2 separate regions of the Homo sapiens genome follow, and region 2 is linked to region 1. The links are chromatin loops, found by intact Hi-C in ENCODE. Cell type or tissue: PC-9. All regions are shown on one strand.

Region 1 (8,000 bases):
GAGATTCCTGCCTTGACCACTCTGAGACCCTGAAGCAGCTTGGACAGAAGACCCTATCTGTTAACCTATGTGATTCCTACCAGATCCCATTCTAGGGCCGTTGGTTCCTGTCTGGTAAAGAATCCGGTCTGGCCGTGACAACTGCCTTTGCCCAGCCAAGGGGCTGGAGGGTCCCAGTTCTGAAGACTCAATGCCTGGCACATAAGCTTAGTCAGGACCCAGAGGCAGAGTGCTAATTTCTGTTTCCCTGCAGCCCCATCCTGGTTGGAGGGCTCTTCTTCCTTCCCAACTGGGCTACCAGCAGGCAGGGAGGGAGGCCAGGGCCACCCCACATGACTCTCCCACCTTGTTTCCTGGCCTCTGGGACATCACTGCAGATGCACCACTCCCAACAGAGTCTGGCGTTGATGGGCAGCTGCCATCCTGCCAGGAACCTGGTGCCAAGAGCTTGGGCTGTGGGACTGGCCCTCAGCCTCAATTCAGCCAGACCCACCCATCACCTGACCCATGCCCACTGCCTCTCAGGCCTCCTTTGAGTACCTTGTGTTCAGGCCAATTGCAAATGCCAGAGATAGCTTCAGGCCAGCAGTTATTGAATCTGGGGTCCACGCTTCTGCTGGGTGGGAGACAAAGGGAGGCAGTATTTTGGAGAGGCCAAAGGAGAGGCAGGGCTGACAGCTGGCTCTCTTGTCTTTCTCTAGTTCTCTCCAGGGCAAAGACCCCACGTAACATTCTTGCCAGCCCCTACCACCCCCAATTCTGGTGCCAGATGCTCTATACTTCCCACCTTACCATGAGTCCTGTCCCTTCCAAGACACTTAACTCTTAATCAGGTCCCTGTTAATGAAAGTAATGGGGTGACTTGTCTGTGGGTCCTAGGAGCATTTATTAGGTAATAAACTTAATGTACAAAAGGTAGTCAGTCCAGTGTGATATTCTTGCAGTGGAAGAGGCACTTCAGGGCAGAAGCTCATATTGGTGACCCCTGGGATGGCCATCAGCTAGGATATGAGGCTGCTGGTCCAACAGGTAGTCACTTGGGTTTTGATACCAGGAATGACTCCACTGAAGTAGTTCTGATGGTCTGCTATGGAGCTTGAGGCAGCCCCTGATCGGACCCGTTTTTCCATACAGTCCATGCTGCTCATGGGACCATCCAATCAGCTGTTGGCTGGATTTAAATATTCTCCCTCTTGCTTTTGGCTCCAGCTTGTTCTGATGAGTGGCTGCATGTGGCTAGTGCTACCAGCTAGAGGAGCAGGAAGTCAAACAAAATAATAGGCCAACCCTAACTGTAACCCTAACCCAACATCCCACCTGCCAACTGGACTTCCTTGGGGTTAATCAAGCCTAAGTCAAATCCAAGTTTACTAGCCCCTTGTTCTGTTCAGCTGTAGTTTAGTCTCTCTTCCCCTAACAGAGATCTGTCTTACAGGTAGCTCAGTTCCCCCAAGCCCAGCTTTACTCTGTTCCCAGCTTTCTCACTCTTTTTCCCTTGTTCCTTCATTTTGGTCTTGGCTTCCTCTGGGGCAGATGTCATGCAGCTTGTTCCATGTCATCTTCTCTGGCAGGAGCCTGCTTTCCTCAACTGACAGAAGGGGTCTTGTTAGCAGGAATCTCACCCAAGGACTCGCCTTAGCACCCTTAGGCCAAGAGTCAGGCTGAAAGGCTAGCACAAGCTGCCCTGGTGAAAGACCAGCCTTTGTATCTCGCCAGGAGCAACAAGGACTCTCTCTGGTCCTGCACGATCCATGTGGCAGCATCTTTAGATTGGCCACTGGCTTCTCCACCCACACCTGGCTGTAGACTTGCAAGACCAGCAAGAGCAGGAGGTGTTCAGGGCAGGGCTTTGTGGGCCCCTTCTTGGTCCTGGCTTTTAATGCATCGTGTTTGATCTTTGCCACGTGGTGGAGGGTTCCTGTCGCTCTGGTTGATGACACAGATCTTCAAGGAAGCAGTCACCCCTGTAGGAAGGGGAACATTTATCAAAGCCATTCCCAGGGGGGGTGCCTGCCAAGTCTAGGCCCTCAGCTGGACCTTTGTAGAATGTCCAGAATATAGCTACCATTCTGCCTGGCCCAGGAGGCCCTCTGCTTCTCCATCTAATCTGGCCTAGATGGGAAGAAATCTTTTTTTTTTCCTTATTCTTGCAACCAAGATAAAATTGTAGATTTTTCAGGAAGCACTTTAAGAGGAAACAAAAGGGAAAAAAGTACTCAAGAACCACATGGAGGCCAGTGGCTCATGCCTATAATCCCAGCACTTTTATCATCCTGAGGCAGGATGATAAAATTGTAGCGATCCTCCTGCCTCAGCCTCCTCAGTAGCTGGGACTATAGACACACACTACCATGCTCTGCTAATTTTGGTATTTTTATACAGATGGGGTTTCGCCTTGTTGCCCAGGCTGGTCTTAAACTCCTGGGTTCAAGCCATCTGCCTCTTGGCCTCCCAAAGTGCTGGGATTAGAGGTGTGAGCCACCACGCCCAGCCTGTTTGGTATGTTTAAATGCATGGCAGTCCCACAGCTACAGGTTGAAGCAGACTACTTTTTGCCAGCTGAAATCACACAGCCCAGAGTGCAGACGGGCACAGGAGATGCCCCTGTGTTGATCATGATTAAAGCACCCTTAACAGAGATGATGGGCCACCAGCCACACCATGGGCAGTGTCTCCTCCAGGGCACACCAGAGAAGGCCATGAGGGAGGGAGAAACTCACTCTTGGCACCATAACACTGGCTGGGGTCCTGGTGTTCCGAGAGCCCCAGTGGAGCTCAGAGACAGTGTGGGAAAGAAAGCCCCCTGCTGATCCCAGCTTAGGTTAGCAGGGCATGTGTGTACGTGCGTTTGCGTGTGCGTGTGCATGTGTGTGTAAGACAGAGTGAGTGATAGCTGTGGGCTGCTCCTTGGGGACTCCTGTGCTTGTGCCCTGCAGGGATGCAGAAGTCTTGGCTCCAGGAAAGAGCTCTTCTGTGAAGGTGACGGCCCTGCCTGTTTCCTGACTGCCTCGCCTCTCACTCCTTTGCTGCACTCCAGCTCACCGAGTCCCACACTTCCACATGGACTTGCGTGTGCTGGGCCCTCAGTCAGGGCATCCTTCTTCATCAGGGCAACTCCTGTTCCTCCTTCACACCCACCCAAGCTCCCTCCCAGGTGAAGCCTGTGATCAGGGCCCACCTCCTGCTGGAGTTAGAACTTCTTTGCCTCCATAGTAAAGTTTACTATCCTGTTCCTGCTTCAGGGCCAGGCGATGTCTGTGCTCAGACCACGACCCCGAAGAGGAGGGCAGGAGTATGGCTGGTGATCTGCAGGAGGAGGGGGCTGGTCTCCACGTGAGACCTTGTGCCCAGGCCCCAGGCTGGCTTGGTTGGTGTCAGCTGCTGGACTGGCTGGTGAGGTCACCAGTGACATCTAGTGGTCACAGCAGGCTACAGCCCGGTGAGGTTTTCCAGCAGTTGTGAGTTCCATGTGGTCTCTGGAGCCAGGTTTCTGATCTGCTCCCAGCCAGTGTCTGACTTCTCCAGGGCTCTGGGACACCAGCACAGGGCAGGACTTAGGTTGTCTGGTGTGAGGACTGAGGCCTTTCAGATATTGGACTACCCACTGTCAGCCAGAGAGGGCTGGGACTGTAAGTGATGTCCCCTGGGCTCCTGTGGCCCCATGAGATCTGCTGCCTTCCTCCTGCTCCAGCTCCTTGGCCCTGCAGGCCCCAGGCTCAGGTTCACCTGGGCCTCGGCTCCCTGAGACCCGGGAAGGGAGGAGGCTTTAGGGCCCTCATGGGAGAAGCCCCAAACCCATTTTGGTGCAGCTGCTGAGACAGCCAATGCCAGCCAGTGGATGACAGGCAGGGAGTGGGCCATACCTACTGAGCACCTACTATGTGCCAGGCACTATGGAGGGCAGCCTGGGTCAGGGGCCACCTAAAGAGCTGCCGGTCCTGTCCTATGCTAGGCCTGACAGGGCACAAAGCAGCCCTCTTCCTCAAAGGGGTAAGAGGTCCCTGATGACAGCAACAGGAGGTGGCACAGGCTGAGTGGGGTCTCCAGCAGCATAGTGGTGGGCCTGGGGCAGCCCTTGCCACAGGGCTGTGTCTGGTGACCTGCCAGTCTTCACCTCACCATTGCAGGTGCAGGCACATCATGGGCGCTCGAGACACACTGTTGAGTGATGCGGCTATATGGGCTGGAGGCAGCAGGTTATGCTGGGGACCACAGCTTTGTGCTCTCAGCTTCCCAGATTCCACTTTCTCTACCAAAGTTTCCCCGTGAACCATTTGCAGACTGTAAGGAGAGCGGGGAGGACTGTGTTCTTAGAAGGGAGGCCTGTAGCGCTACTGACTGCACTTGGTTTGCATGAACTGTCCCTTCATGCTCCTGCTTCTCCCACCCCGCGCCCACCCCAGTTCTTTCCTTTTCTACCTTCTTCCCTGGTGCTGCTCCCCTGCCTGCACTTTTTATCCCATCCCCTTTCCGTTGTGTCCCTTCCACTGTTCACCCCTTTCCAAGCACTTCCTACACTCGGCTTTCTTATTCTCCATTCCTTCTCCGTTTCTCTGTCTTGCTTTTGCTCTCCTTCTCTGTCTCCCCAGGTTCTGCTCCATCCCAGGCACCTTCCTTGGAAGGCCAGCCTGACATCATTAAAGTGCAATAACTTCATCATTTTCCAGGGAGTGAGGTGGGCAGAGGCTATAGTTTATCTTCTATATGAGCCTTTCCTGTGGCCCCTGGGAGTGGTTGTGAACTTCCCACCTCCTGGGGCCCCTCTCAGCAGTCAGCAAAGGCCTCTGCTTGCCGACCTGTGCAAGCAGTGGGGCCCACCCCGGCCTGTGGGGATTCACACTTTGGGCACAGTTCTAGGCACAGTGGGATCTTCATTCACTGTCGAGGGGTGACAGTAAGAGCTGCCGTTTACATTTATCAATTAAATCTATACGTCTGGGTGTCTTCATGGGTTGGATGCTGTGTGAGGTCCTGGGGGTATGGCCTACCTATTTTGGCCCTCACAGCAACCCTGCAAGGGAGGCTGGGCAGTGACCACACTCCCGTTAGACAGAGGAGGAAAATGGGGCTCAAGGAACAGGATTGCTCAAGGCAGGCCCCAGGCCGGCAGCTGGACACTTGGCTTTTATCCTGAGGAGTTCACACCCTCAGCATTCAATGTCCAGTCCGTCTGCTCAGGAGATTGCAAAGGGCTTCTGAGGAACCCAGATGTTCACAGACCTGTTCCGAAGCACCCTCCCACGCCCATCCATCTTCCCTGCCGGACATTGTGCTTGTTTCCCAGTGACACAAATTGCATTTGCAGTTGTTTTCAAGATAGCCTAATACTATCCAGCACTGTCTGCACACATTGATTCCTTTCCCCAAGTCACCAGACCCACTCATTCCCAATAATCTTCCCCCCTAATTATGGCAATCATTGTCTGATTGCATGCTCCGATTACACAATTACATTTTCTAATGCTAATTGCATAATTATCACAAGCAATTACATGGGAAAACATAAAATTTCCAGGCTCCAAATGTGATTTGAGGGTCCAGCAAAGTGCCCCCACTGTCCCCCTTAGGAAAGGCAATGGGGTCTCCTGGGCACAGACACAGCAGCTGGGTAGTGACCATCTCTCTCGGCTTCTCTGGGCACCACTAATTCTGAAGCTTCTATCTTCATGGCCCAACTAGGACTCTCTAGAACAGGTAGCCTGGTTTAGAAAGTGTGGCCCAGCAGATATGACTCTCTAAGCCCCAGTCACAAGGGCCCCTGCCTGCACGCAGCCGCTGGTCTGGGAGAAACAAAGCCTGAGCTGTGGTGCTCATGTGCTTCTAGAAGCCCAGGCCCAATATGTCTTCTTCAGTGGCTTCCAGTGTCCTGGGCAGTGTCTGGCTGGGTGGATGGGTCTGAGGAAGAGATGCTGGAGGCAGGCAGTTGATTTTCATCTTTCTGCTTTGCTCAGGACATCTCCCATGGTGTGGCCCCAATCCTGTCCATCTGATGGTTTGTCCACCACTGAGTCCTCCCCTCTAGAGGCTGGGAGTGCCCACATGGCCAAGGAGAAACCTCATCCATCCCCCTGCTCCCTCTGCAGAGAGGCCCTGCAGTAAGAGAGTCCACAGGTCTCCCCCACACTGTATGTACAGGTACATTTACAAATTCTATCTTATTTCAAATGCACCAGGGGAGCTGGCTATTTAAAGAAATGCTATAGAAGATCCTTTGGTAAAGACTGGCCTCACTTTCTGATTGATTTTTTATGTAATTTTGTATTTTCATCTCTCTAGGGCAGGAGGTGGGGGTGAGAGAGAGGCTGCAGGCGGGTTTATGTCTTTCCACAGCCTGCTGCACTGGACCTGCCCTGCATGCCCCTGGATGGCTCAATGTGTCTCAATTTTATCTTCTTCATTTGACAGGCGGGTATTCAAGGCATTCTGTGTACCAGGCTTGTGTTGGAAGCGTGGGACACAAAGGCAGAGAAGACCTAGTCCCAGTCTCTGAGAGCTAATGAGGTGTGCTAGATGCATTCACGTAAGTAAGTTCAAGGGGAGCAATGGTTGCATGGAGGGAGGTGGGATTATCTCTTCCCAGGGCTGGGGAGAGCAAAGAAGCCTTCATGGAGGAGGTGATTTTCAACCTGAATTTTTTTCTTTCTTTTTCTTTCTTTTTTTTTTCTTTTCTTTTTTCTTTCTTTCTTTTTTTTTTTTTTTTTTTTTTTTTAGAGGCAAGATCTTCTTATGTTGTCCAGGCTGGTCTTGGACTCCTCAGCTCAAGCTATCTTTCTGCCTTGGTTTCCAAAGTAGCTGGGACTATAGGCATGCATTAACCTGAGTTTTGAAGGATGAGTTGGAAGAGTTCAAATAGGACAAGCAAGTAGAGGAAACGCAGACTGGTGTGGCTACGGTGGAGGATGCCAAGTGGGGAGGCACGAGGCTGGGTGACAAGCAGAGCCCGGCCAAGGAGGTCAGTTTTGATTCCAAAAGCAGAGGAAACTAAACTGGATGGTGTTACTCAGAGGAGTACACAACCTTGCTTTTATTTTGGGAAGATCCCCTTGGCTGTGGTATGAATGGACCCAAGGCGGTGGGACTGGTGGAGGAGATGAACTATGGGCTGGAGGGAGTTGACAGCCTGAACCGGTGGGCAGTGGGGATGCAGAGGAGGAGGAGTGGGTTTCGGAGACATTTTCAGGGAAGAAGGGAAATAACAAGGGGGCTCATTTAGTGGGGGAAAGGAGAGGAGGAAGGAAGTGAGGAAGGGACGGAAGGTCAGGGAATTCCTGACTTGTGAGCTCTAGTTTCCCTATGGACTAGAATATGAGTCACCCGGCAAGAGTGAACATGGGGCTGGGGTGAGGGGTGAGGGCTTGCTGAGTCTGTGGCATCTATGGATATTTCTTTTCTTCTTCTTCTTTTTTTTTTTTTCTGAGACAGAGTCTCGTTCTGTCACCCAGGCTGGAGTGCAGTGGAGTGATCTCGGCTCACTGCAACATCTGCCTCCCGGTTTCAAGCGATTCTCCTTCCTCAGCCTCCCGAGTAGCTGGGATATTAGGTGCGCGCCACCACGCCCGGCTAATTTTTGTATTTTTAGTAGAGACGGGGTTTTACCATGTTGGTCAGGCTGATCTTGAACTCCTGACCTCACGATCTGCCCGCCTCAGCCTCCCAAAGTGCTAGGATTACAGGCATGAGCCACCGCGCCCGGCCCCATGGGTATCTTCACCAGCTGCTCTTGGCTGCCAGCTTCCAAAGACAGGGACAGAGCTTGCAGCCACCTTTGGGCGGAGTTCAGGGCTGGGTGCTGTGGAAGGGCAGTTCAGGAAAGTCCAAGGATGTTGACAACAGCATCATGCCACTGTAGCTTCCAGGCAGGTGGAAAAGGAAAGGAGGTTAGGTGGGAGGGAGGGAGAAGGTGAGTGAGAAGAAGGGCACAGTCGAGCACAGAGCTGGTGAGAGTTGAGGGGATCCCTGACAAAATCAGCCCACTGGCTGCGAGACGTTATTCAGGTCTT
Region 2 (8,000 bases), 52 kb before region 1:
TGGTCTTCAGGGGCTGCTGATCCAGAGCTCACCTAGTAGAGGGCTTCTCTCCCTCAACACTGGACTCGGCAGTAGGAGCTCTGGGGCAGCCCAAGGCCACAGCTCCCAGTATCATGGTTCATATTTCCTGCAGGAAAAGTCTAGGGAGCCTCCCTCTTCCCCTAGTCCCCTGCCAGCTTCTGGGATGGAGTCCTGGGGCTGCTCTGAGAGCAGGGGATTCCTGGTAGAGGCCTGGAGACCCGGCTGTCCTGAGATCATGTGTGAGGGACTTTTGGAAACTGCTGCACACACTGCAGCCATGAGGGCTGATTGTTCCTGGGTTTACCCTGCAGGAAGCAGGTGACAGTAACCAATTTTGCTGGAGGAACCTCTTTTCTTGTATCAATCTGCTTCGGATCTTGAACAAGCTGACAAAGTGGAAGCATTCAAGGACAATGGTAAGTGAGTCAGTGTAGTCAGCAGGCTTGGAACTTGGAGCTCAAAGAAGAGTGCTGGGAGCAGGGAGTCCCCAGGGTGGGGCTCACTGTGCCTTCTCACTTAACTTTGCTGTAGCCGTATCCTTGCATTTTAAGGGCCAATTCCCAGTTCCTTGATGAATTGAACTGGAAGCTGGAAGAGGCCCAGTCATGCACTGAAACAAATCTACATTTATAGAAGAACTTTTTCCATGTCGTCTTAATCTTGATTGGTAACATAATCAGGGTTCTGAGAATCTTCCTTAACTCTGGGTCTGTGGATGCCTTTGGGGTGGGGAGGTCCTTGAATCCTCTGATAACTGTGTGTACATGTACACCGGAATGTTTCTGGAAGGAATCCATAGCTTTCTTCAGATTCCAAAGTGACACATAGTTAGGGTGACCAACCATCCTGGTTTGTCTGGAACTCTACTGGTTTTAGCATTTAAAGTCCTATGTATCAGGAAACTCTTCAGTCCAAGGGAAACTGGGATGGTTTGTCACCCTGACAGTAACTTCCAAAGGGTTAAGCAGCAGTGTGACCTGGGATGTATGCATTTATTTTTGTCTTCAACTTGGGCTGCTTGCTTGTTTCCCTTCCCAGATGCTGGTGGTGTTCAAGTCAGCCCCCATCTTGAAGCGGGCCCTAAAGGTGAAACAAGCCATGATGCAGCTCTATGTGCTGAAGCTGCTCAAGGTACAGACCAAATACTTGGGGCGGCAGTGGCGAAAGAGCAACATGAAGACCATGTCTGCCATCTACCAGAAGGTGCGGCATCGGCTGAACGACGACTGGGCATACGGCAATGGTGAGACTCTGCACTCAGCCAGATTTGGGTGGGAGTGTGTCGGGAAAAGTGACATCTTTCACTCCCTGCCCGTGGTACTCAGGTACTTCTCTGCCCTGAGCTTCCCCCCAAGGAACAGGAAGGAGCCCAGCTCCTGCTTTTGTAGCATCAGGATGGGCACTCTAGGAAGGACTTTGAGAAGCTACCCAGCCTTGGCATCTGCGATCATCCCCATCTCTCCTTGTACCTCCAAGTCATTCCTTTTCTAGAAATTGTCATAAGACTGTGTCCCCTCTTTTCATCCCCATTTTGGCCACCTAAACTCTTACAGCTCTTGACTGACTTCCCTGCCTCTAATTTCTTCCCCTCCATCAGTGTCTCAGATTTCCCTAGTGATCCTTTTTTACTTTGATGTTTTTTAAAGATAGGGTCTCGCTCTGTTGCCCAGGCTAGAGTGCGATCCTGGCTCACCACAACATCTGCCTCCTGGGCTCAAACTATCCTCCTGCCTTAGCCTCCTGAGTAGCTGGAACCACAGGCACATGCCACTGTGCCCACCTAATTGTATCTTTTTTATAGAGACAGGGTTTCACCATGTTTCCCAGGGTGGTCTTTTTTTTCTTTTGAGACAGAGATTCTGTCGCCCAGGCTGGATTGCAGTGGCACAGTCTCAGCTCACTGCAACCTCTGCCCCCCAGGTTTAAGCGATTCTCCCCCCTCAGCCTCCCAAGTAGCTGGGACTACAGCTGCACGCCACCATGTCCAGCTAATTTTTGTATTTTTTGTAGAGATGGGGTTTCACTGTGTTAGCCAGGCTGGCCTCGAGTTCCTGGCCTCAAGAGATGCACCCACCTCGGCCTCCCAAAGTGCTGGGATTACAGGCATGATCCACTGTGCCCAGCCTTCTCAGGGGGTTCTTGAACTCCTGGGTTCAAGCGATCCACCAGCCTCGGCCTCCCAGAGTGTTGGGATTACAAGCGTGAGCCACTGCGCCCGGCCCCCTAGTGAATCTTTTCAACATGCAGATCCTGTGCTGTTACCTCCCTGAGTAAAATCCTTCATTAGCTTCCTATTTCCCTTAGAATTAGATTCAGACTCAGGCAGGGCATGTGAGGCTCCCTCGTCCTTTTTCATTCTCCTCCTCTGTAATCTGACCCAGCTTCCTTTTCAACCTTGTTACGGGCTGTCAGTCCAGCCTCCATCATACCCAGAGCTCCAGGCACAGGGAGTGCTCAGTCCCTGAACATAGCCGTGTGGTTCCCACTACTAGGCCTCTGCAGGCACTCTTCTTTCGCCCACAGTGTGTCTCCCCTGCCCACCTGGGCTGCTCTGTGTGTGCGTGTTGCTGCGTTGTTGCGTTTCTGGAATATACCACCATGGCTGAATGACTGTGTCTGTACTCTCAATGCCCTGTGAATGTGTGCAGGCCCACAGTGGCACACGGTACCTGGTTGGGGAGTTGAGAGAGAATGAGCAAAGGAGAAGATCTCCAGGTTCCTCCCTCTGACCCCAGAGAGCCAGGGAGAATGCCACTTTGAGAGAAATGTGTTGTACACATGGTTCTCCCTCTCTGGGTCTACATAATCCCTACAGTATAAGCCTCTTTCTCAGTACCTCTGGCTTTTCTGCTTGTACTTGACTCTCCTTTGGATCTAGGAAGGAATTCCTGGCATCTTTCTGAGGATGAGCTCGGAGGTATCCTGCTCTTAGTTGACACTCAATATTCCTGGCCAGTGAATCCATGGGGAGCTGCTACAGGGCATGGCTCCTAACGGTGTTTCTTCCTGCTTTGTCTCAGATCTTGATGCCCGGCCTTGGGACTTCCAGGCAGAGGAGTGTGCCCTTCGTGCCAACATTGAACGCTTCAACGCCCGGCGCTATGACCGGGCCCACAGCAACCCTGACTTCCTGCCAGTGGACAACTGCCTGCAGAGTGTCCTGGGCCAACGGGTGGACCTCCCTGAGGACTTTCAGATGAACTATGACCTCTGGTTAGAAAGGGAGGTCTTCTCCAAGCCCATTTCCTGGGAAGAGCTGCTGCAGTGAGGCTGTTGGTTAGGGGACTGAAATGGAGAGAAAAGATGATCTGAAGGTACCTGTGGGACTGTCCTAGTTCATTGCTGCAGTGCTCCCATCCCCCACCAGGTGGCAGCACAGCCCCACTGTGTCTTCCGCAGTCTGTCCTGGGCTTGGGTGAGCCCAGCTTGACCTCCCCTTGGTTCCCAGGGTCCTGCTCCGAAGCAGTCATCTCTGCCTGAGATCCATTCTTCCTTTACTTCCCCCACCCTCCTCTCTTGGATATGGTTGGTTTTGGCTCATTTCACAATCAGCCCAAGGCTGGGAAAGCTGGAATGGGATGGGAACCCCTCCGCCGTGCATCTGAATTTCAGGGGTCATGCTGATGCCTCTCGAGACATACAAATCCTTGCTTTGTCAGCTTGCAAAGGAGGAGAGTTTAGGATTAGGGCCAGGGCCAGAAAGTCGGTATCTTGGTTGTGCTCTGGGGTGGGGGTGGGGTGTTTCTGATGTTATTCCAGCCTCCTGCTACATTATATCCAGAAGTAATTGCGGAGGCTCCTTCAGCTGCCTCAGCACTTTGATTTTGGACAGGGACAAGGTAGGAAGAGAAGCTTCCCTTAACCAGAGGGGCCATTTTTCCTTTTGGCTTTCGAGGGCCTGTAAATATCTATATATAATTCTGTGTGTATTCTGTGTCATGTTGGGGTTTTTAATGTGATTGTGTATTCTGTTTACATTAAAAAGAAGCAAAAATAATTCCCGTTGGCTTGTCTACAGGAAATATGGCCTCTACGTATCTCCTCCAGGTCTAGAAAGTGGTTTTTTCTGCTAGCATTGCTGGTCAACGCTTGTCCTTGTCAAGCTGCCTGCCTTTCCCATCCTGGGGGAAGAGGAGAGAGAGTTGGCATTTATCCAGTGTAAGTTAACCCCACAGTAATCTGGGATTGCTCTAGCCCAACTCCAGGGCACTAGGTTACTTTACTGACACATTGTCCTGCACCCCTGGGTTTGCTGTAATTTCAGTAGGAGCCCCAGGTTTCTCTGGATCACATCACTGAGCTGGCCTCAGCCAAACCAGTGTCAGTGCTATGGAGGGAGGGGCTAGGTCAAAGCAAGGGGGTCTGCTGCTCTAGGTCCTCCCTGGGGCAGGTGGTTGGGACTGAGGGGAAACTTCAGTACTCAGAGCCTAGGAAGCAGACCATCAGGAGTCAGGTTCACGGTGGGAAAAAGTGTTGGAGGGCCCAGGAGCCCCCTGTGGCTGAGAGAAAAGCAAGGAAAATCTTTGTAGTAGGTGTCAGTGGACACCTGGCGCCTCCACTTTGGCCTCCAGACCCCTGGTTTCATCTGCCTGAGAAGATATTAGTGTTTTGATGCTGGTGAAAGGAGTGTTTCCTTTTTAGAATTCCTGGAAGCTCTTATTTTACCTGTAGGCAGTTGTTTTGTAGGTTGTTAAATCTCCAAGGGGTCTTGACTTGTAAAGGAAACATGTTCTGGGGAGCATCTCCCCTTCTTTGGGTCTTGTGTTCATGCCTGCCTGGCCTGGGACCTGCTGAGCCTCAGGACAGGCCTTTTGATGTGCCAGCATGGTTAGGGACAGCAGGGGTGGAAGGCAGCAGTGTACTCCTGATGGTCACACAGCTGTGAGATGGGAAGTCCCATCTGTGACTGATGGGCCCTGTGCCCCAAAGTAACTTGTACAGGACAAGGGAATTGACACAATTTATGTGTGGATGATGGATTTTCTGCTATTTCTTTCCAGGACTGACAGGAAATATGTATCTTGAGATTTCAATTAGGGAGAGATGGATTTTTCACATTCTTACTCTCCCATGAAGCCTGAGTCACTGAAACTGCGTGGTCGAGGCCTGTCTCTCCTCTGACCTGCAAAAGAGAATGCAGGACTATCAAAGCTGCAAGGGCCATAAAGCCTGGGCAGGCAAATCCTTTCAGCTGTAGGCCCAGGAGCCAGCCTGGGGAGAGGAAGGGGCTTCTCACAGCCACAGAGTGTATTAGTGGCAGGTTGGCCATTTGAACTCAGGTCTTTGTACAGAAATGTCTTTTGGAGCCACACAGTTTTTGTGGCTTTTTAAATCTCATATGGGTCATGAAATGGGCAGAGTACATGAAGACCCTTTGTACTTTGATTGAGTTACATAAAATGTTGTTTATTGCTAAGCAGGGTCAGGGTCCACTGCTCCTTCAATCCACCGAGGGACAGATTACCCTGAGGCAGTATCACTCTAAGGATGGGAGCTGTCCCTTGTTAATCGTAAGAGTTACCACTTATGGGTTGCCAAGTAGGTACCAGGCACAATATTAGATGCTTCTCAAAGCCTTATTTTCTACAAAGCCAGCAAATGCTGAGTACTTACAATGTGCCAGCCAGCGTTCTAACCACTTGATGTATAATATCTTACATATTCCTTGTGATATCCTGAAAGATACATGCCATTTTAATCCCTATTTTGCACAGGAGAAAACTGTGGCACAGAAAGGATAAAGAACTTGCCCAAGGTCATATAAAGGCAAGAGCCAGGATTCAAATCCAGGCCTCTGTCTCAGCGCACGCATTTTTTTCACTCCCTCACACCCTTTGCTATTAGTCATTGTCATACCCCAGCACTTACCACCAGTGCCTTCATTTGCTCATTTATTCACCACAGCCAACACTTCACATTTGCTCTAGCATCGTCCCCGGCATGAAAGATTCATGGTAAATGTCCATTGCTTTAGGTCCTAACTGGACCACCTAAGCTTAGCCTTAGCCTAGCCTCTGATGTTCCCTGAATATGCCCTCCTCAGGGTAACTTGGCTGTTGCTGCCGTCTTTTTTTCTTTTCAGCCTGAGCCTAAATTTTTTTCTCTTCTGGGTCCCAGAGGACTCTTGTGTTGGCTGCCCCTTCTATACCTGTTAGGCTCATTTCCCAGGAGGCTGGCTTCCGTCTGTCCTCAAAGAGCTGACTTCTCAGAGGAGAATAGTTGTTACATTCATTTGGCACTTGGCACAGTCAGCCTCAGGCTGCTGGCTATAAAACAAGGGAGGAGCACCCTTTGGGAGTGAGACAGCCCTGACTTTCAATTCGGGCTCTGACATTTACTCACTGAGGGACCTTGAGCTAGTCAATTTCCAAGGCTCAGTTGACTCATCTGTAAAAATTGGTTTAATAATAGCCGTATTGCATGGGCTGAGTAAGATTGTGGAAATGAACCTACATGTCTGGCTGACAAGGGATGACAATAAATGGTAGCAGTTCTTAGTCTTGGCAATGGCCCCTCAAACTCTAATGTTCTATGAATTTGTACCCATTTCCTATGTCCCCTAGAAGACAGAAATCCCTTTCAAGGACCAGAACCATGTCTTAGGCCTCCTTAAAGCCCCTGGACCTAGCTGGCTGCTGTGAATCCAGAGGCATCTCAGAAGAGTCAGCTACTCGTCCAGCAACCTGCCATCACACCTTGAAGGCCTGTTGGGGCCAGGCCCTGTGGTAGATGCCCTGGATATCCAGGTTACTAGGATACCACACTCTCTCACTTCTCTCGAGCTCGCAGTTGATGGAGACACAGCCATAAGAGCAAGTAAAAGCAATAGCATGATAGGTAACAGACGTCTGAAGGGCTTACCACAGGTCCCACTGGTCCCAGCCTCTTAGTATTGGAGGAGAGATTGCTGGGGGAGCCAGCAGTCGCTAAGTGGGAAGGAAGGGGGCTCCAGCATCAGAATCAAGGGCTCTGACAGCTGACGCTTGATGCTCACCACCTTCCAGGTGAAATGCCTGGGATGAGCCTGTGGAGGAGGCTGGGGCAGGGGAAGTCTTTCCTCTGCTGGATAAAGGAAATGTTAGGGTCTTCCCAGTTCCTGGCCATGCTAGACTCTTCCCATCTGGAGCTGCAGAGGGTCTGCACTTTGGGGTTGTAATTCAGGTTGAAGTGTAAATGGGAGAGGTGGGGAAGGAGGATTGAATGCCTTGCATGAGAAGCATTTCCAGCTGCTGACTGAGGTGGGCAGACTAGACTGATGGGCCCCCTGGCTGTGGCCCTCCAGTCCTGACCTGGTGTCCGTGTTTCTGCCAGGACCAAGATTTAGGGCTCTGGCATCTTCTCTGGGGGAGACAGGAGCCTCAGCAAAATGAGCTGGGATTTCAGGAGGGGCCACTTCCCCTTTCCCTTCCCAGAAGGAGTGGCCAGAGCACAGGCCTGGCCTTGAGGAACCACTGGCCTGGGCGGAGGTCTGAGGTTAGCTCTGGAGTGAGGCTGAGGGCAGGGTTATCTGGAGACGGGGCCGTGTCTTAGGGGTGTGTGGGAGGAGGAGGGACACAGCTAATGAGAAGCAGGTGGAAGGGCTGCTCATGCCCCAGGCAGGGGACAGGCTGGCTGGGATGGCCCAGTAAGTAGGAGGACCTGTCACCTCACAGACAATCCCACAAAACAGGCTCCGGGATACCCATTCATATTCATTATATGTGAAGTGGGCGGTTGTAAAGTTAGCTTTCTCTTCATTTAGCTGTCACTGGACAGAAAAATATGAGCTGTGGGCAGATGCCCCTGGATGAGAGCCAGTAGCCAGTCTCTGGCCTCTCTGTGCCCTCCCCTAGGAGCCCCCGACCCCGCCATGGGTCCCCTCCTGGCCTCTGCCAGCCTCTCCCACTCTTGCTTCATTGACCTCTGGCTCACCTTTATTTTTTCTCCTGTCTCTTCCCACTTCTGGTTTCTTTGTTTGGGTTTATCACAGATCCTTTCCT

Evidence for each region. A loop is a pair of places that touch in the nucleus more often than their neighbours do. Peaks named below come from ENCODE experiments on the same cell type or tissue, not always from the same donor. Only the 100,000 strongest peaks of a DNase experiment are listed, where the experiment ranks them.
Region 2: a loop joins it to region 1, with 11 times the contacts of the local background. A loop is called at or near these places in 102 of 110 quality-filtered maps.

Annotation. Positions count from the first base shown.
Region 1 is chr1:110,102,894-110,110,893 of GRCh38, forward strand. It overlaps LINC01397 (long intergenic non-protein coding RNA 1397), which reads left to right. Exons shown (of 4, transcript NR_126382.1): 2 at 5,952-6,135; 3 at 6,406-6,520; 4 at 6,712-6,826. Among named protein-coding and RNA genes, the nearest start is that of UBL4B, 5.5 kb to the right of the region's middle. In PC-9, CTCF peaks have their summits at 3,415 (motif pointing left) and 3,624; a DNase peak (open chromatin) is centred at 3,398; H3K4me3 peaks cover 620 bases; H3K27ac peaks cover 3,299 bases.
Region 2 is chr1:110,050,624-110,058,623 of GRCh38, forward strand. STRIP1 (striatin interacting protein 1) reads left to right here. Exons shown (of 21, transcript NM_033088.4): 19 at 333-437; 20 at 1,060-1,264; 21 at 3,042-4,018. The coding sequence ends at 3,289. Among named protein-coding and RNA genes, the nearest start is that of ALX3, 16 kb to the right of the region's middle. In PC-9, CTCF peaks have their summits at 3,407 (motif pointing right) and 3,615; a DNase peak (open chromatin) is centred at 3,392; H3K27ac peaks cover 2,250 bases.